Linked DNA regions of Homo sapiens: region 1 is linked to region 2. Evidence: chromatin loops called from intact Hi-C (ENCODE). Cell type or tissue: GM12878. All regions are shown on one strand. Each heading gives the region's core, and the rest is flanking DNA. Links, peaks and the distances in the headings are about the cores only.

The links. A loop is a pair of places that touch in the nucleus more often than their neighbours do. Peaks named below come from ENCODE experiments on the same cell type or tissue, not always from the same donor. Only the 100,000 strongest peaks of a DNase experiment are listed, where the experiment ranks them.
Region 1: a loop joins it to region 2, with 5 times the contacts of the local background. A loop is called at or near these places in 7 of 110 quality-filtered maps.

The regions. Positions count from the first base shown.
Region 1 is chr4:174,586,243-174,596,434 of GRCh38, reverse strand. No RefSeq gene overlaps it. Among named protein-coding and RNA genes, the nearest start is that of HPGD, 69 kb to the right of the region's middle. RefSeq lists an enhancer at 9,725-10,192. In GM12878, for the core only: no CTCF peak of the experiment used is centred there; a DNase peak (open chromatin) is centred at 4,606.
Region 2 is chr4:174,534,287-174,544,478 of GRCh38, reverse strand. LOC105377548 (a long non-coding RNA gene) reads right to left here. Exons shown (of 7, transcript XR_007058492.1): 4 at 9,198-10,192; 5 at 7,598-7,837; 6 at 6,267-6,347; 7 at 3,430-4,163. It also overlaps the pseudogene LOC100419741. Among named protein-coding and RNA genes, the nearest start is that of HPGD, 17 kb to the right of the region's middle. In GM12878, for the core only: no CTCF peak of the experiment used is centred there; a DNase peak (open chromatin) is centred at 6,058.

The DNA.
Region 1 (10,192 bases), core at 904-8,903, 52 kb before region 2:
TCTCCTGCCTCAGCCTCCCGAGTAGCTGGGATTACAGGTGCCTGCCCCCATGCCCAGCTAATTTTTGTATTTTTAGTAGAGATGGGCTTTCACCGTGTTGGCCAGGCTGGTCTCGATCTCCTGACCTCAAATGATCTGCCTGCCTTGGCCTCCCAAAGTGCTGGGATTACAGGAGTGAGCCACCATGTCTGGCCTTCAAAATTCATTTAAAAATAACACTTTTACTAATTTGATGCAAAATATGAATAATATTCAGCTATCCAGCGTAGACAGAAATCTCAATATCAACAGAGGAAAGTGGGTTCAGCTAGTATATTTTGGTCTTTTGTCTTCACTTTGCAGGAGACTTGTCATGCTGATGGTCACTGCGTTTCCACTGTTTTTTTTTTCATGGACTCGGTAGTCCGCAAAATACATCCGAGCATAGGGGTTCTTAGGACTGAGAGAAGTGTTATGTACAATCATCTACCCTAACATGGCTGTAGGTCCCTAGTGTGACTTCAATTTTTCCTGTCATCAAAATGATGTTATATAATGATAAATAGCACTCACCTTTATGCTCTATGCCCTGGGTACTTATTCCTCATTCTTTGAGCATTCACAGCCAAATTGTCTGAGGCAAAATCATCTGACAGGAATCTGTTGCCATCCTTCCTTCAGTCAACACAGATTCTGATGATAAGTTGTTCAGTCTGTGCCCTTTTCCCTAGAAGGTGCACTCACACTATAGTACAGCGTGCTGGGAAAATAGCTCAGACTCATCCAACATGACAACTAAATAACTCCACAGAAGTAAAACAGGCAGCAGGAAATGTGGCAGAAATGGATATTTCTAAGCAGTTGAAATCTACATCATCTATTTAATCCACTCCAGGTGTTGAGTGAGTTCTACAAGAAACCGAACAGGGTATGAAAGCTTAAACATGTAGATTCCCCTGGGTGACTGAGTGCTGTGGCTGCTGATATTCCTATTACATTGCCTTTGGTTATCTTTTTCAGGAAGTGATGATCAGATGTGAGGCATTACCAGAAATCTGTGTCACCAGATACCTGAAATACAAATGCTGGATGAGGGTATAAGGAGCAGAGATGACTGTCAACAGTCTCAGCCCATTTAAAATTTTGGAATGATTTGTTTAGGTCACGTAGGCCACAATGACCATGGAATCTCTGCGTTGAAGACTGGCTTCAGAATATGCAGAAAATTCACACAGAAAAGAATGCTGATGGTAAATAAACACATAGAAAAATGTTAATTCTCACTAGCAGTTGAAAGAATGTAACTTAGAACCAATTCTATGGCCTATTTTGGACCATACTAAATAGACACTTTTATTTTCTCCACAAGGGCAGATGTTTCTCCATGTTTTCGTTCACTGATGTATTCCCAATTCCTAGGAGATGGCTTGGCATAAATATTTTGTGAGAGACAGCACGAATGGCAATACTCAAATATTAACCATCATGTGGTGATGCCAGAATATTGGCTTACTGCTCAAAACATAGTAAATTGAAGGAGTTCTTTTAGAAATGGATCAAATAAAACTAAAATTATCTTCACTAGGATCTAGTAACACCTCTCCTGGAAATTTATTTTAAAGAAGCAAAAATGCTTTATACATGAAGCTGCTAATCCTAGCAGTACCCTTTACAGCAGAATCCCATTTAAAAAACTTACATATCTGACTCCATGAAAATGTTCAAATAAATTATGTTTCACCAATTAGACAAAATATTACACAGGCAGAAAAAAATTATCAACTCTACAGAGCAAGAAAATTTCCATTCTTTGGTGGTAATTACATATGTCATATTTATGCATATGAACAATTGAAAATGAATGTAGAAAATAAAAATTTTAGTTGGGATAAAATTATTTTTAATGTTTAAATAAAATTGTCTTTTTAACATTGTTTTTTAAGTAGACGAATGAGAAATTGATACCCTGATTTCAGTTTTTATGTATAGTATTCACATTTTTCAATCTCCTTCTCTTATGCAACTGGGAAGTGGGGATGGGCAGAAAAGGGCAAATTTCTTCTAGAAGGAATCTCGATTCCATCATTACCACAGAGGAACCTTGTGTGTATAAGTGGCAGGACACTACAAATGAGGAAAATCCTGAAAACATAAGAAGGAAAATGGTACCCTTTTAATCTACCAAACATAAGTCCTAAAGAGTGCATGGGTTTTTACCAGATTTACCAATAGTCTTGTTAATCTCAAGTACCATCTCTTATTCCAGGGCACATACACTAAAAACAAAATGACCTGCTACCTGTCCAGACGAAAATGATATATGCAACCCTAAAACTTTTTGCTAATAGGACGGAGTATGCATAGTTATCTTTGTCTCTGATTTGCTGCCAATGAGTCAATTTAGGCAAATATAAGTCTTTAACAAAGGTCTACAAGAAAGTGCAACCTTTCCATATTGCACATGACATTCTTAATAAAGCTCAGAAAGACACAGGCGTCTGACTTGTGACTATGTAATCTAGTTGGATAATATGCATATGACTGTCTTTTCAAGTGATGGCATCTTGAGAAAAGTATTATCAGAGTCGTAAGAGTATCTTTCGTAACAAAATGAACCATTCAAGAAAGACAAATAAAGGAGAACTAGAAGCAAGAATACTTCCACAATCTTGAACTATGATACAATGAAACCTTTTTGGTCAAAGTCAGAAATAAGAATTATAGTTGGAGAATAATACAAGCACTTTAGCACAAGATTTTACAAAAATATGTCCATCTCTTTAAGGGCCTAAAATATACAAGTAGCAAATGTCATTGAATATAATGGATGATTTAGTAGTCAATCTGAAAGCTATTATTAATCAATACGATGATTCCATATTACATGTGGCCAACCATGAAAGCTCTTACTGTCTTTAAGAAATTTTAGTGCCTTTTATTTTAGAAGCACTGAGGTGAGAGAAAATGTCTTAGTACAATTTTTTTTTATGAATAATCTACACAAAGCCACCTAACATAAATGAGGAAATAATTTAAAGTGGCAGATATAGGCAGTGAAGAGGCAGTTTAGATATTGGCCATAAACTGAGGCTCAACATTTTGCAAGAAAAGAGACTGAAAATGCCACATATCCTCTCTGGAGGGTATTTCGTGGCTTGTTGATCCACTAAATGTTCAGCCTGAATTGAGAACCCATTCGTAAAATTCCTGGGACTTGTGAGTATTCCGATTTTCTCCATTTGCAGGATTGAAAGTTTGAGCAATAGAATGGCAGTCACCTCATGAATCATGACTCAGCCAGGCTGAAAGCATAGCTCTGTGACTCTAGTCATGTGCTAAAAATAAAAACTGGAAGTTAATGTTGTGGTGGCCACAGCCCCTTCATCCAGGATTATCCTGATCATTTTGAGGCAAGTCCCTGGCTTAGCCCCATGCTGGGGGATAAATCTTGCTGTGTGGCAAGATTCCTTTGAAAAACTAGAATAACAGATTACTAAAATCAAAAAAGTACTATTCATTATCCATTAATAGTGTGTAAATGTGACAAACCCGAATCACTGAAATAATAGAGAAGATATTAATAAGATATAATTAATAATAAAGATATTAATAGAGAAGATATTAATATTAATATCAATTATTAATCTCATCACCTTGCTGAAAATCTTCCTGTGTCCAGCTATCAACTAAGTCTGTGTGTGTTTCTTCTTCTCACTTCAATATATTGAGCCTGAAAGGGGCCTAACTACTGTGGAGTTTGAGGTACTAAAACGAGACTAAATAAATATCTAACCATTTTATCTCTGAGTATGAGACCTTACTTATATGTTTTTCTTTAATTTGGTAAAGAGGAAACAAAAACAGATTGAGTTTTCTCCATGCCATTTATGTTTTTTCTCATTTAAATGACTACATCTTATTCAACTCTTTCCTTCTACCTTCCTGCACACTCTTTTCTCTAATTTCTTAACTTTACATAATTATGGCATGAATCACAAGAGTACTTAATTTCTCTGTATCACAACTTCCTTTTGAAGCAAGCATAATCGTAACAGTATGTACTGCTGCTGCATCCACCATTTTAAATATTAATGAAGAAGCAGATGTAAATTTTTGAAAACAAATCCCAAGGTTCTCTACCCAAGATAAGACTATATTATTCCTAAGAAGTACACCAAAATGGCATTGGCTGTACATTCTTATGTCAGTTACGATGCTTTTGGTTGCCAGTAATAAAAAAAAAAATAAGGCCTAATTAGTACAGGTAATTTATTAATTTATCTAATCAAAGGCCCAGGGGGGCAAATTTTTGGTATAATTTCATCAGGGTTCATACTTCCTTTGCCACTTATTGACTATGGCAGAGTTGGCAAACTGCATAACCCTCTAAGCCTCTGTTGTCTCATCTATCAAATGGGAAGGATATTAATTACATGATACATTATTATCAAAATGCTTAGATACATTATTATCAAAATGCTTAGATATGTTATTATCAAAATGCTTAGCACAATGCCCGGCACTTAGCAAGTACTGATAAATATTTATCATTCTACTAAGAAGGGGTGGGGGTGAAGGGAAATGTCCCATTTAGAGTAGGGTTGGGCCAGATCAGATACCACATTTACCACTTCCCTATCTCTTCTCAGCCGTAGATTCTAAGTCATCTCATGCATAATAATCTCTTGAAAAGTGTACAGCTTTTAGTCATCCTCAGAAATATTATGATTTCTGTTTAAGAGATTAACCCAGCCCTTATAAGTAAAGTCTTAATTTTAAATGATAGAAAACATAAGATAGAAAAATCCAGGTTATTTTTTAAATCTCTGCTTATGAAAGAAAGACAAACTACCAAAGTTCAATGATCATCATGGCATGTTCTGTCAGAGCCTGACTACCTGGGTTTGCATCTCAACCGTGCTACTTATCCTGTGTGTGAGCTTGAGAAAGTTACTTAAATTTCTTTGAGCTGGAATATAAGTTGCCACATCTATCAAACGGAGCAATAATGCTCCCTATCTAGATGTGCATGATGTATAAGTCAATACTGTTTTACATAATACAGGAAGTGTCACATAAGTGTTAGCTACTTGTAACAGCTACCGTTATCTAATTCCATAACTACAGGTTAAATGATTGCCTATGATAACATCTAAAACATGAGAAAGTCACCTGATTATATCTGGGAAGATACAAGAAATTTAGAAGAATTTTTATCAGTGTCTTTCTACAACCCTTTAAAAAAAACACACATTCTTGCTTATAATTTTATCCCATCACTAAAGAGTGAAGAAAACAAATGCAAAAAAACTATCATCCTGCCTCAGTGAATTGCTCCAACCTGGTTTTATGACTTCCCATTAGGAAGAGCTGCAGGGAGGACAGCTATCCCACCCTTAGAGGCATCCTGAGTGCCAGGGCATGGACAAGGAGGTTTCGTGTGATGTAATGAAGTCTGCTTCCTGCAATTGCAGGGTGGGGGTGGGTGGGGGAATTAAAGCCAACTCAAAAAAGTAAATATTATTATCAGTAAAGGGCTTCTTCTTTATGAATCAAATTAAAATTTGCAGGACTCCATCGTGTCAGTTTAGAGTACCTTTTCTGCAGTATAAATTGAATAAAAAAGGATTGTTGTCTAGATTCTCTCACTAGAAAAATATTCTAGTCATAACCCCACCGAAGTAACAAATTGGTATTATTTTGTATTGAATTAAGTAATACTATTTTAATCAACATAAAATTGTAAACAAAACAAAAAATATATAAAAACTGCCAATTTGAGTACCAAACACCCTATGAGAGCTCAAGTTTTGTATGATTTCGATGCTGAAGATAATGCTAAACTCTGGAATGTCCCATTCAAAATCAGTTTTCCATGGCAGCTCTTTCACTGAATGTTTTCTTTGTGATGTTAATACAATTTAGTTTTTGAATACATGGCAAACAGTATGGTACAAGAGGTCAAACTAAGTTTCAATTTTTGTTTTGGAAATTGTCAAGAGAGGATCAGGAAGAATATCTTAATAATGTCCTATTTTTGAAGGCATATTTATTTTCAAAAATCCATGGAAACCCTTCTTGGAAAAATCTAGTCAACAAGTTTAAATTATCTTAAAAATGTATTCAGTGACTAGAAGATGCTTTTTTAAAACTCTATGTTAGCCATATGTATACTATAAATAAGACTAGATTGAGGTTAAGTGAATTTATATGTTTATACTTAAGAGTTAAAAACTGACCAATAAAATCCATTAAAATAACATTTTGGTAGTTTGATTCAAGTTGAGCTATGATGAACTAGCAAAAACAGATTTTGTTAGTCCCAGGTCACTATGAAGTAGCCAAATATTTATTTTAAATAGTCCCTATTGAATCAAAATTAATTTTTCTTAGATTTAGACAAAATACATTTCCTTCCACATGCTCAATACTTCAATGGCAGCTGGATATGCTACAATGCAACCAATAATGTTCTTCTTCTTTTTCTTCCTTTAACACCATTTTGGTCATAAAATCTGAGAGTCTCTGAGGGGGAAGAAAAAACTCATAGAATGTCTTTTTTTTTTTTTTTTAACTTGGACTCTCTACCTCGGCTAGAATTTCTTAATTTTGTTTATTTACATTTTCCTTTCCCATTCACACTGAGCTCATAACTGAGCCCACTAGTATCCTGCCCCAAAATATTCATCAATTTCAGAGTCTACCGTTGCCATGTTTCCATTTTCCACAGTGATATTTCCATATTTACCTGGGATTCTCCCCACAGGTAAAATGTTTCGGGCAAAAGAGAAACTATTGGGAGTCAGAAATTGGAGTCAGGAAGTAGAATCGCCCTGAAGTGCCTCCTGCTCTTTTTCCCACAATTCTTGGAAGGACATATTAAAGAAAGCATCAGCTCAGCTGAAGAATACATTAGCAACTCCGGCTAATTTACATTGGTTAATCAGATTACTGCACTAATGAGTTCCAAGCTACAGCTTCATTCCCATACAGTCCTTTTATCATTGCCGTCTTAGGTAAAAATCAAAAAGTGTAAGCCCAAAAGGTCTATAAGCAAAACAATTTTTCTAATAGAAAAAAAGATCAGAAGCTTTGTTTTCTAACAAGAGATAGTTAAATTAGAGTATGTAATTATTATAGAATACATAGTACATACACTATTTTTATGTAATTTATGTAACATATAGTATATAGTTATAGCATATGCTATATTGTCTTTAGTATGATATATACATGTTTATCCAATAATAATTTATAAAATATTGCAATGAAAAATGCTATTTTCATTAATATTACAGTTACATTATATATATATAAACAACCTAAAGGGACTAAACAAAATAATAGGTTACTTTTTTAGGATTGATTGCTTACGATTTTTTCCTAATTTTTAAGCATTCTATATTGTTTTACTATTGATAAGCAAAAAAAAGAAATAGGAAGAAGGATAACTCACTCTGTGTATTTATGCATTAGATATGATCAAATGGTTAATAATTTCACTCAAGAAGACCTTTTAAAATCACATAAGTTTTCAGTTAGTATGTATAATGCATTTGCTTACTTGCTTCAGGTAAACAAGTAGTAATCAAGTGTAAAATTTATATTCTTGTATTTATACATTTCTTGATCCATGTAACTCTACTCTCTAACTTGAGGATACCATGATCCTAAGGATTTCCAAAACTTGGGTAGAGTTTCTTGATAATTTCCAACTGAAAACCAGCTCTGCCGACAGTTTAGCAACTAGAACATGCAATGTAGAAGGAAAGCTTGAGTCTTTCTTACTCCTTCACTTTTGACTCTAAAATTTGCACCTTTCATCGATCTGGCTTTTGCACAATGAATAACCATCCAGTCATAAAAGGTTCTAGACTCAATCTAATCTTAAATAGCAATATTGCCCCTTCTGTTTGTGCTGTACTAAGGAGCAGGTAATAGCTATGGTTTTGAATCCGGTAGCAGTTTAAAGTAAGATAATCAGTAATTCACTCTGCCAAATAACTGTCATACAATTGTTACAGAAATAATATTTGTATCATGCATGCTGATTTTTGACTCGCAAATATCATAGGTTAGAGAGCACTGAAAAAGTTTTAATAGGTAAAATATTAGTTTTATAAAACTCCACTCAAAATGTAAGCTTTTGTGAACCACATGTACTCCTATATGAATATTTTTACTATTTTTACATCATTTCATCTCCATGTTTCTCCATCTCTGGATTTGTGAAGTAATAGTTCTAACTATAGTTATGTTCTTAGAAATAAAAAAGTGGAAAATTACCTAATTTATTTCAAGTATAAGAACGAATAGTCATCTTAGTGTTTACACCATATATTCACTCTCAAAATGCATGTAAACACAAAAATCAAAAACAAAATGGCTACTCACAGCTACAAATTCACATTCTGTATGTCCTGCTCTACCCCTACCTCCAAGCCAACAACAGCAGCAAAAGAAAACAAAATTCACCAAAGGACCATCCACAGCACAAATCATCTTGTTTTCAGAAATGAGAATGTATCACAAATATAAATGTGTCTGAATAAGTGTTTGTTCATTTTTAGTCTGTTTCTATACCATTTATATATTATTTTCTCTTATCAAACATTTTAGAAAAGCTGCCTGTTCTTACTTAAAGAATTGCTTTTCACATTTCCCCCTCAACAGGTTTGTATACGTTTTTGAGTTCTATTCTTCTGTTGTTGATTGGTTACTACATCGTTTCTGGGCAACAGTACCCTTAGGAACACTTCTTTCCCCATGTTCTATTTTCTATTATTTTTTAAATGGGCAGTGGCTTATGTCAACTGTCAACCTAAAAGATTATTTTAACCTGTCTGTCAGTCTTCTGGGACTAAACATGCCTTCCTGGGATGGCAAATATCAATCAATACAAGAAATTTGATCTGGTCCTTCAATGTACTAAAATTCTGTGAGTTAATGTTAAAATAGTTGAATCAGATAGGTCACAATGCTAAAGTAGCTGAAACTACACATTCAGCCTGGTCCTGATCGAAATAACTCTCTTCTGTTTGTTCTTCAACAAATTCTTAGTGCCTATTGGGTCCTATGAAAGAGTAAGACTGCATCTGGGAAAATTCAACACTGCTTCTGGAAAGCTGTACCAGAAAGCCAATGGTGCCAGTTTTATAAGCGAATGAAATGTCATTGTGTCTTAAATTGATGACTGCCAGCTATAAGAATCACTTAGGTTTCTGGAATTCCAAAGCATAGAATTTATCTGAACCAGTGAGCACTGAGAATGGTTCTTTTGCCTTAGGTTTCTCCCCAGAAATTATATTTTCATCCATTTATTCATCCACAAACCTTCTAATTTTAATAATTTCTCTCAAAGTGGATGAAAAATATTCTATCCTATGAAACACCCTAATTTTTAGTTTTGCCATTTTCATCTACTCAACTTTAAAAGGTGTTGTTCTATAATACTTTACATATCTCAAACTATGCAATCTGAATATAACTCAAAGTTCCTGCACATTAATAAAAGTCTGCGCCCCGTCCGGGAGGGAGGTGGGGGCCAGCCCCCGGCCGGCCAGCCGCCCCGTCAGGGAGGGAGGTTGGGGGCGGCCCTCGCCCGGCCAGCCGCCCCGTCCAGAAGGTGGGGGCGCCTCTGCCCGGCCGCCCCTTCTGGGAAGTGAGGAGCCCCTCTGCCCGGCCGCCACCCCGTCTGGGAGTTGTACCCAAGAGCTCATTGAGAACGGGCCATGATGACGATGGCTGTTTTGTCGAATAGAAAAGGGGGAAATGTGGGGAAAAGATAGAGAAATCAGATTGTTGCTGTGTCTGTGTAGAAAGAAGTAGACATAGGAGACTCCATTTTGTTCTGTACTAAGAAAAATTCTTCTGCCTTGGGATGCTGTTGATCTATGACCTTACCCCCAACCTGGTGCTCTCTGAAACATGAGCTGTGTCCACTCAGGGTTAAATGGATTAAGGGCGGTGCAAGATGTGCTTTGTTAAACAGATGCTTGAAAGCAGCATGCTCGTTAAGAGTCATCACCACTCCCTAATCTCAAGTACCCAGGGACACAAACACTGCGGAAGGCCCCAGCGTCCTCTGCCTAGGAAAACCAGAGACCTTTGTTCACTTGTTTATCTGCTGACCTTCCCTCCACTATTGTCCTATGACCCTGCCAAATCCCCCTCTGCGAGAAACACCCAAGAATGATCAATAAAAAAATAAAAA
Region 2 (10,192 bases), core at 1,327-9,326:
CTCCATAGTTTTACCTTTTCCAGAATGTCATAGTTGGAACCAAGGTACCCTTTTCAGATTGGCTTACTTCACTTAGAAATGTACATTTAAGGTTCCCCGCCCCCCGTCTTTTAATGGCTTCACAGCTCTTTTCTTTCCTTTTCTTTTCTTTCTCCTTCCTTCCTTCCTTCCTTCCTCCCTGTTTCTTTCTTTCTTTCTTTTCCTTCCTTCCTTCCTTCCTTCCTTCCTTCCTTTCTTTCTTTCTTTCTTTCTTTCTTTCTTTCTTTCTTTCTTTCTTTCTTTCTTCTTCAGACAGAGTCTTTCTCTGTCGCCAGGCTGGCATGATCTCAGCTCACTGCAACCTCCGACTCCCTGATTCAAGCGATTCTCCTGCCTCAGCCTCCTGAGTAGCTGGGATTACAGGCATGTGCCACCACGCCCAGCTAATTTTTGTATTTTTGGTAGAGATGGGGTTTCACCATGTTGGCCAAGATGGTCTCGATCTCCTAACTTGGTAATCCACCTGCCTCAGCCTCCCAAAGTGCTGGGATTACAGGCGTGAGCCACCGTACCCAGCCACAGCTCATTTCTTTTTAGCACTGATTAATATTCCATTGTCTGCTGTATCACAGTTTATTCATTCATTGACCTGCTGAAAGACATCTTGGTTGTTTCCAGGTTTTAGCATTTACATAAAGCTGCCATAAACATCTATATGCAGGCTTTTGTGTGGGCATAAGTTTTCATATTCTTTGGATAAATACCAAAGAGCAAGATTGCTAGATGAAATTTCCAGTAGAGATTTAGAAGTAATTTGAGTCCACTTTCAAATAACTCTATGCCACTTCATGGGTAGTGTAAGTACCTTATAATAAAAAAAATTCCAATTCCTCTCTCTTATCCATATCATTGCTGGCATTCATTACACTTATACATAAGCATACGTAAACATATATGTGTATATATACACACAAATACATTGTTGCTATTATTATTTTGAACAAACTGTTATCTGTTAGATGAATTAGGAATTAAAAATAGAAGTTTTTATTCTATCTTCATTTATTTCTTCTTTCATTCTCTTCCTATCTTTATGTAGATTCAAGTTTCTGACCTATATAATTGTACTTTTCTCTACAGAGCTTCTTTAACATGTCTTGCAAAGCAGGTCTACTAGCAACAAATTCCATGAATTTTTGATTGTCTGAGAAAGTCTTTATTTCTGCTTCACTTTTAAAGGATAATTTTGTAGGGTACAGAATTCTAATTTGGTGGGCTTTTTTCCGTGACATTTTAAATACTTCACTCTCTTCTTACTTGCACGGTTTCTGAGAAAAAGTACTATGTAATTCTTTGCTCCTCTATAGGTAAGATGTTTTTTCCTCTGGCTCCTTTCCAAATTTTTTCTTTATTTTTGATGTTCTGAAATTTGAATATAATATGCCTACGTGTAGTTTTTGTTGTGTTTTGGGTTTTTTGTTTTGTTTTGCTTTTGGTTTTTTTTTTCTCTCTCCCTCTCTCTTTTTGTTTTTTGCAACTGTCTGAGCTACCTAGATTTGTAGTCTGGTATCTGACATTAGTCTAGAAAACATTCTTAGTCATTATTGTTTTTGCTTCAAATATTTCTTCTCTTCCTTTCTCTCTTTTCCTTCTGGTATTCTCATTATGTGTAGTTAAACCTTTCGTTGTTGTCTCACAGTTCTTGGGTACTCTTTTTTGTTGTGTAGTCTTTTTTTTTTCCTCTGCTTTTCAGTTTTGGAAATTTTTTTTATTGAAATATCTCTAAGCTCAGAGATTCTTTCCTCAGTAATGTCTGAGGAATCATTTACAGAGGACCAGGCACTGGGCACCATTGCCATGCTAGGCAGTAGATCAGTGCTTTCCAGTCCATTTTATTAACTGGATCAGAAATACATGAAGATCTCTTGATAAGTGTGCAGATGTCCAAGGACTACCACATATCCATGGGGAAAACAGAGTACAGGTATTTGTATTTTCCCCATTTTAATAATCTGGGATTTATTTTCAATATTTCTTTCTACCCCATAGTAATCCTCACCAACACCAAGACACCACACTCATTTCAAAAATATTTGTGAGTCCTTTATCTAATCATAAATATTTCTCATATCTATCTACTTCCTTCCATCGTCATTTTTACTACAATGTAGTGTATGTTTCTGCTAGGCAACTACAATAACAGTGGTGAGATCTCGGCTCACTGCAAGCTCCACCTCCCGGGTTCACGCCATTCTCCTGCCTCAGTCTTCTGAGTAGCTGGGACTACAGGCGCCCGCCACCACACTCGCCTAATTTTTTGTATTTTTAGTAGAGATGGGGTTTCACCGTGTTAGCCAGGATGGTCTCGATCTCCTGACCTCGTGATCCGCCTGCCTCGGCCTCCCAAAGTGCTAGGATTACAGGCATGAGCCACTGCTCCCGGCCTACAATAACTTTTTAACTGGTATTCCTTTGTCCACTCTTGCCATTTACACCCATTCTTCCACAGCAGCCAGAGTGATTATTTCAAAATCACACTAAGGCATATCATGCCATTTCCTTGCTTAGTAACTTCCCAGCATAAAATCCCTATGCTAGTTAACTGATAACCTATTTTAGGAACTACGTCTTCTTATCTCCTGTAATAGTCTCTTTCTTTTACTATCATGGGTATGAATTTTCAAACTTAAAAATAAACTTGATTTTCAAAAGGGACAAAATTTTGGTCAATATGTAATTTGTACTGCAATACTCTCAAGAACATTTTTTTAAAAAATGGGAATAAAGAGAATTTAAGACTATGTTCACATCTAAATGTTGTCCAAAAGCACTTATTCAACACTCCTAATAAACCAGAGTACAGAGGCCAGTTCAGGAGTCTTAATTGACAATCAGCTTATGTAATTCTTTTCTCTAAAAGATTTCCATTTTACTATTGTACTTTTTTATCTTTTAAGGCACAGGTAGGCTAGATTTCTTTCAAAGTGAAAGTCGATTTAAACCTTTAAAAGTTTGTTTTAGTTCTTCAGATTTTTTTGTTTCTTTAAACACCACCATGTGGTCATGGCTGACTAGGTTAGGCTGAATGAAAACAGTGTGGTGAAATATCATTAATTTTGCGGTCAGAAGACAGGTTCAAACCCAAAATACATTTATTAATTTTAGGAACTTGGGCAATTTAATTAAGCTTTGTGAGCCTCAGTTTCCACATTAACATATTATATGGGCATAATAATAATAATAATAATAATGACTGCAAACAATTGTGAGGATTTAATATATAATACATGTAAATACAGAAAGCCCTACAAGTTAAATGCCTTCTTCTTAGGTGAATCAGAATTAAAAACAATTACTCTTTAAATTAAGGAAACTGTAGAATTTACCCTCTGGTTTTTCAGTTCCTTAATTATCTTTCCAATTTTTATTGTTAAAAACAAGCACACAAGGTATGTAAAGTGGGTTTATTGAAATAAGCTGTTCTTTCATGTTCATATCTTTGACAGATCTACACACTTGGAGTCCTTGCTAGGATATCTCTATGCCTCTAATCTGGGAATTGAAAAAATAAATCGCAAAAATGTACACATGTTATACACGTACTTCAGGTGACCTCAAATGTGGCATTATAAAATTTAAGAATTGGAATGGCTTTCAGAAGCAATCTCTTTTACTAATAATTCTGCAAGCAACTAATATTGGATGCTTAATATGTCAGACATCATGCTAAACGCTTTACATGTAGTTCTCCATGTATTAATTACTCCAATACTTTTGTATACATTATTTTTTATCTTCCTTGTATGCATGAGGGAACTGACACTCTGAAAGGTGAAATAACTTGCTTAAATTCACTAGTAAGTAGCAGTGCCAGATTCTGAAACCAAGTTGATTCACTAGTTCAAAGCCCATAGATTTACCCACCACATTCTTATAACTCATTAATGAAAACACTCATTAGAAAATGGGCAAGAGATGGTCATATTCACTGGACACCGAGTCTGGCTTAAGGTGATGAGTGTGGGAAGGTATGTGGGGAGGCCTTCTTCCTACTGCAAAGAGGCAAGTCTGAGGGCTGGCGCCACCCAGCAATGACTCTGCTTCTACTTCCGGAACGCCAAGGGAGACAATTCCGGTTCCGGGATCCCCCTTCTTGGTCACCTGCAAGTCCCAGCTCGCTCCACCTACAGAAAGAGAAGCCATCTCAGTATGATCTTTATGAACATAGCCGACCTTTAATGACTTCTGAGAGGAATGGAGTTTCCTTGATGAGCCTGAGAGCTGTGCCCCGTGATGCAGAGAACTTTGCCTATATAACCTCGCCAGGTTGTTGGTGTGGAGCAAAGGGAAAGCAGACACCCTCAGTGAAGTGTTTCAGTAGAAAGTGTCACAGCTAGGTCCATTCATCCAGAAGGCTCATCCCTGTGAGATGTGTGTTCTGGTCTTAAGGGACATTTTGTATCTGGCTGAGCAACAAGGAACGCTATCTGGGCAGAAATAGTACACTTGTGAGGCATGTGGGAAACAATTCTGGTTTAGTGCAAACATGCACCAGCACCAGAAGGAACACAATGGAATAGAGACGTGGACAATGCTTTCTCTGTGAAAGGCTGCAGATTTTAAGTGTCAGGAAGGCCTTTCGCCTGTGGGAAAGTTGGGAAGGATTTTCCTGGCAACTGTACCTTCTCCAACATAGGCCACTCACAACTGGATTGAAGCCACACATCAGCACCAAATGTGGGGAGGCCTTTCACAGCAGAAAAAGTCATTACAAGTGCAGTGAACCAGGAAAGCTTTCAGGTACAAATACAAACTTGTTCAACATCAGGGAATTCACAATGGAGAAAAGGCCTTAGGAGTGTGGCAAATGTGGGAAATTATTTAGCCAAAACTCCAATCTCATTTGTCACTGGATAATTCACGCTGGAGAAAGACTTATGAGTGTGGTGAATGTGGAGAATTTCTTTAGCCAAAGCTCTGTCTTCATTGAACACTAGAGAATTCACACTAGAGCTAGGCCTCATGTGTATGGTGAATATAGGATGTCCTTTAGCCAGAGCTCCATCCTTAGTTAATCACAGAGCGTTCACACTGGAGCAAAGCCCTGTGAATTTGGTAAATATGGGAAATCCCTTCAACAGAAAGCCCTGGACTCAATCAACACTGGAGAGTGCATGCTGGAGAAAGGCTTCCATATTCACTATAACAACTCAGGAGGAAAGCCTCTGTGAATGTAAAGGAGGCATCGAACTCCATACATCTGAACATCCACAGTGGAGAGGTTCCCCACAAATTCCAGGTAAGTGGGAAGCTTTAAGGAGCTGCGTTGTACTTTCTAACCTGCGCAGGCCAGGACCCTTGCCAGATTTAGGTCACTGCCAGTTTCTGTGGCATAAGCCATTTCACCTCTACCACCTGACAGGTTCCCCATAGTGTGTATTAGTCACCTCAGTGTAATAAAGGAAAGCAGATGTTTCTGTTCTCTCTCTCATTCCCTGGAGAAAATCACAAATAGTCTGTGCCCTTAGGGGAATGTCATTCCTTCCTCTCTGACTAGTTAAGGCACGATCCTGACCCAATCTTGTCTAAGAAGATTGCTCTAGCCTGGGTATTACCGGCAATTTGCAAATAATTTTCTCTTCTTCCAATTTTGGTCTAATTTGCTTTGCTGTCAAAACCCACCTAGGAAAGAGTATTTCACTTTGTGATCCTAATTTGTGGCCTGAATGCCAGGATTTCTTTGTAGGCTCAGAGTTCACCCTGAGGAGGGGAAAGTTGTTGTGACATCCTGTAGGACTCTGGGGAGAAGGATGAATCCCTTTTTCTCGGGGGATGTCACATAACTCCTAGCACCCCTGAGAAGACTCCAGGCACTGCAGAGGAACCATGTGCCTGGATGTCCAAAACTCAAGTTTCTGGTGTCATTTGTTAAGAGGCCAGGCTGAAACCATAATTGGCGCAGAAACACTGAGTGTGATTAATAAGGTCTGGAGGAGACTGCATCAAGGTCGAGAATGGTACCTCTTCTGCAGTGTCTCCATAGGTGTTTCAGTGGCTAAGGCTATGAGCATGGGTGGGTGCACTCCATGCTGGTGTTTTTCCTGGAACTGACATAACTGTCAGAGCAAATAAGGTTTTGTTTACTCATGTAATGACCTCAAGGCCATTGCTGCACAGTCAAGAAAATGAAAATAGAGAAATGAGAGATCTCATAGTCCAGGGCTGTGGCTTTTGTCACCCCTCTAACATTTCTGTTGACTCATATAGAGATGATGTTTATTGCTTACCAATATTTCCTGCCACTGATGCGGGCTGCCTTTCCCAAGGCATGGTGGAGTCAATATAGGGTTGCCAAACTTTATGTTTTCCTTTAAAAAGTAGATCCAGACTTTAAGTCATTTTTAACGTTCTATTGAAACATAATTGGCATGCTATAAACTACACATATTTCAGGTGTACAGTTGAGTTGATTATCAGCCTGGATGATATACCAAGACCTTCATCTCTATAAAAATATTTAAAAATATTAGCTCCACGTGGTGGAGCATGCCCTTAGTCCCAGCTGCTTGAGAGACTCGGGGGGACAATCCCTTGATCCTAGGAGTTCAACACTATAGTGAGCTATGATCACAGCCTTGCACTACAGCCTGTGCAACACAGTGAGACACTGTCTCTTTAAAAAAAAAAAACAAAAAACAAAAACCGGTGTACAACTGAGGTACTTTCCACATACATATAAACTCATGAAACTGTCACAATTATGCTAATGTACATATCCAAATATCCATTACTCCTGTATACCTTTCTAATAATCTTTCCCTACTCTCACTTGCCCTCCAGGCAACCCTTGATTTACCTTTTTTCAAAATAAATTAGTTAATATTTTCTGGAATTTTATATGATTTTAATTATAAAGTGTTTTTTATTATTCTTGTTTTCTTCATGCTGCATAATTATTTTAATATTCATTAATGTTGCTTATGTGAATAGTTCATTCTTTTCTTGCAGAGTCGCATTCTGTTCTATGGATATTATCACTATTTGTTTACCCATTTATCTGTTAGTGGATATTTGGGCTGTTTCTGGTTTTGGGTTATTACAAATAAAATGGCATAGTTGAAGTATACAATTTGACATGCTTAAACTCTTGAAACTGAAAGTTTCTTCCTGCGCTTGCAACATATAAAATTATTTTTACAAGGACCTAGTCTACCTTTTGTAATGGATATTTTATATGTAGACACAAATGGAGAGGGATGTATTATGAAACTCTAGAAGCCCTTCCCCAATCTTCCATCATTATATCATTTCATAGCCATTCTTGTTTCATCAGGCTCCACCGCATTACTAGGTGACTTTACGTACAATTCCGGACATCATGTCATTTAATGCATAATTTTTTCAGGATGCACTTCTATAATGTAAGTGTTCTGTCATAACTCTAATAATTCTCATACAAAATGAAAATATTTAAAAATATTAAAAACAGATAAGCAAATGAGTTGATAACCAAATAAAAATACTATAAGTGATCAATAAGCATATGAAAAATATTCAACCTCACTAACAATAAAGATATACACATTTAAATAAAAAAACTATTTATTTCTTTTCTTACCCACATTTGGCAAAGATGTAAATGAGTGACAGTATTTGATAGGAGGGATATGGTCACCTTCAAATTAATTGGTGGGAGTATACATTGGAATCTCGTTTTTGCTCTTTTGTTTTTGCTTTTGGAGTCAGGGTCTCACTCTGTTGCCCTGGCTGGAGTGCGGTGGTGTGATCACAGCTCTCTGCAGCCACGAACTCCTGGGCTCAAGCAGATATCCTGTCTCAGCTTCCCAAGTAGCTGGAACTAGAGGTGCACAGCAACATGTCCAGTTAATTTAAAAATTTTTTTTTGTAGAGACAGAGTCTCATTACATTGCCCATGCCTGGTCTCTAACTCCAAGCCTCAAGGCCATCCTCTCACCTCAGCCTTCCAAAGCACTGAGATTACAAGCATGAGCCGCTGCACCCGGCGAATACCACATTTTTGGAAGGTAATTTGGCATATCCTCATAGCTCAGAAATTTTACTTTTAGGAATTTAACCTAAGGACATAACTAGAATACTTCAAAAAAGTGTAAGAAATGCAAATAATCTAAATGTCCAAAAAACGGATATTGGTAAATTAACTTACAAAATTTTGGTGTATTGGAATACATATGGAATACAGTTTTGTCATTTAAAATAATACTGTTAATAGGATAACGAATACATTTTAATTTATGTGCCAAATTTTATAATATCTTATTAATAACTTCACTTGTCATGGACAGAAATAATAAAATTAGCAAAATATGTATGGTTTATTATGGATCATAATAATTATTACATAAATACAACTAAGATCAACTTATATATTTAAATGTGAACATTTTGTTTCATATGGTTAGCAAAGTCACGAATATTTTGGCAATATTCTGTGAATCCCAATCAACATTTAGTCCATTATGTTCTCTTTGTAGACCACATAATTATATTGTTTTCTATTTTTTAATTGACACATTGTATTGTACATATTTATGGGATACAATTTGATGTTTTGATACATGTATATGTTGTATAATAATCAAATTAGGGTAGCTGGCGTATTCATCACCTTGTGCATTTTTCATTTCTTTGTAATAAGAACATTCCAAAACCTCTCTTCAAGGTATTTTATAATATACAATCCCTTACTGTTAACTATCTTCACCCTATTATGCAAAAGGACACCAGAACTTCTTTCTATCTTCTTGTAACTTTGTACCTGTTGGCCAACCTCTCCCATCCTCCCCAATCTCTCATTTTCTCCCCGGTGTCAGTAACCACTGCTCTACTCTCTAATTCTGTAAGATCGACATTTTTTTTTAGATCCCATTTCAAAATGTTAACTTTAAAAAGCAAGTTATTAAGCCACATATTTTCTTCATATGCCCTACTCAAATCTAGAATTGTTTTGTCTTCTTGACTTTAAAGTCTGGAAATTTTATCAAAAAAGAGGTTAGTTTAGCATGAGAACTTCTTATTGAACCCATCCTGGCTCCACCACCTTGCCTTACTAAGAGCTCAAAAATAATTGGTTCAATATTTAAGCATAGAATTATGCTGCAGATGGATACCAACGTCACCTCAGTACAATTTCTGGAATTTATATATGATAACATCTTCCTTAGCCCCACTCCTCTCACCATCTTGACCTGTCCTTTGAAAACATAGCCATGTGTAAATTTCTGGTCTCTGGTACCCATCACGTTCTCCTCCAGGTTTGTTCACGGCAGCTCTTTAATCACAAAAGAAAATGCTTAGACACTGAAGAATGTCATTTGTTGGGATTAATAATTATTACTCCTTCTAAAAGTATCCAGATCATCTGTTTCATTCTTCTGAACCCCTTGTGATTTCAGACCATTCTTGCTTTGTTCTTTTTAGTTCAAATAATGTTCTCCTGGATAAAGAAGATTATAAACAAAATAGCACTGTGAAACAGAGGATTCATCTGATTAGGTCTGCCAAATTTAGCATGCCCTGCTTGCTTTTGGTTACCTGCTTTTTATCTTTTTCTTTTCTTTTTTTTTTTTTTTTTTCATGAAGCTGAAAGCCACAGTAATTGAAGGCTGCACCACTGAACGCTGAAACTTAACCTTCATTAGCGGCATAATAAATTGAACATTTATAAATCACCATGGTAATGGTCACTTCAGTTATTTTTCAGGAATGTGGGACAGCTCCTGACCAGTTCAAACTGGTTGACTCTTCAGCTGGGCCTCTGTAAATGCCGGAGAGCATTTTGACATCAGAGGACCAAAAATTCCACCCTCAGATCATAATACCATCATTTTCTGCAAATGTGTCCTATGAAATGCCACATATCCCAACTATGTTTGCATAGATCACTGATTGCTTCATTTTTCCCCCACTGACAATCACCTTTTCCCACATCTTAGCTGACCCCACTTCTATAACCTATAAATATCCCTAAGCCTTATCTTCTGGGAGGTGGAGTTGAGACCTGTTCTTCACCTCCTCACTGGCTGCCTCATGAATAGTCTTCTCTTTTGCAAAATCCATTATCTCAGTGATTGACTTGCTGCAGTTGGGCAGAAAGAACCTGGTTGATGATCATTGTAGAAGCTGTAGATACTCGATTATTCACTGTCATCTGTTGCATCAGCTATTCTGTCTC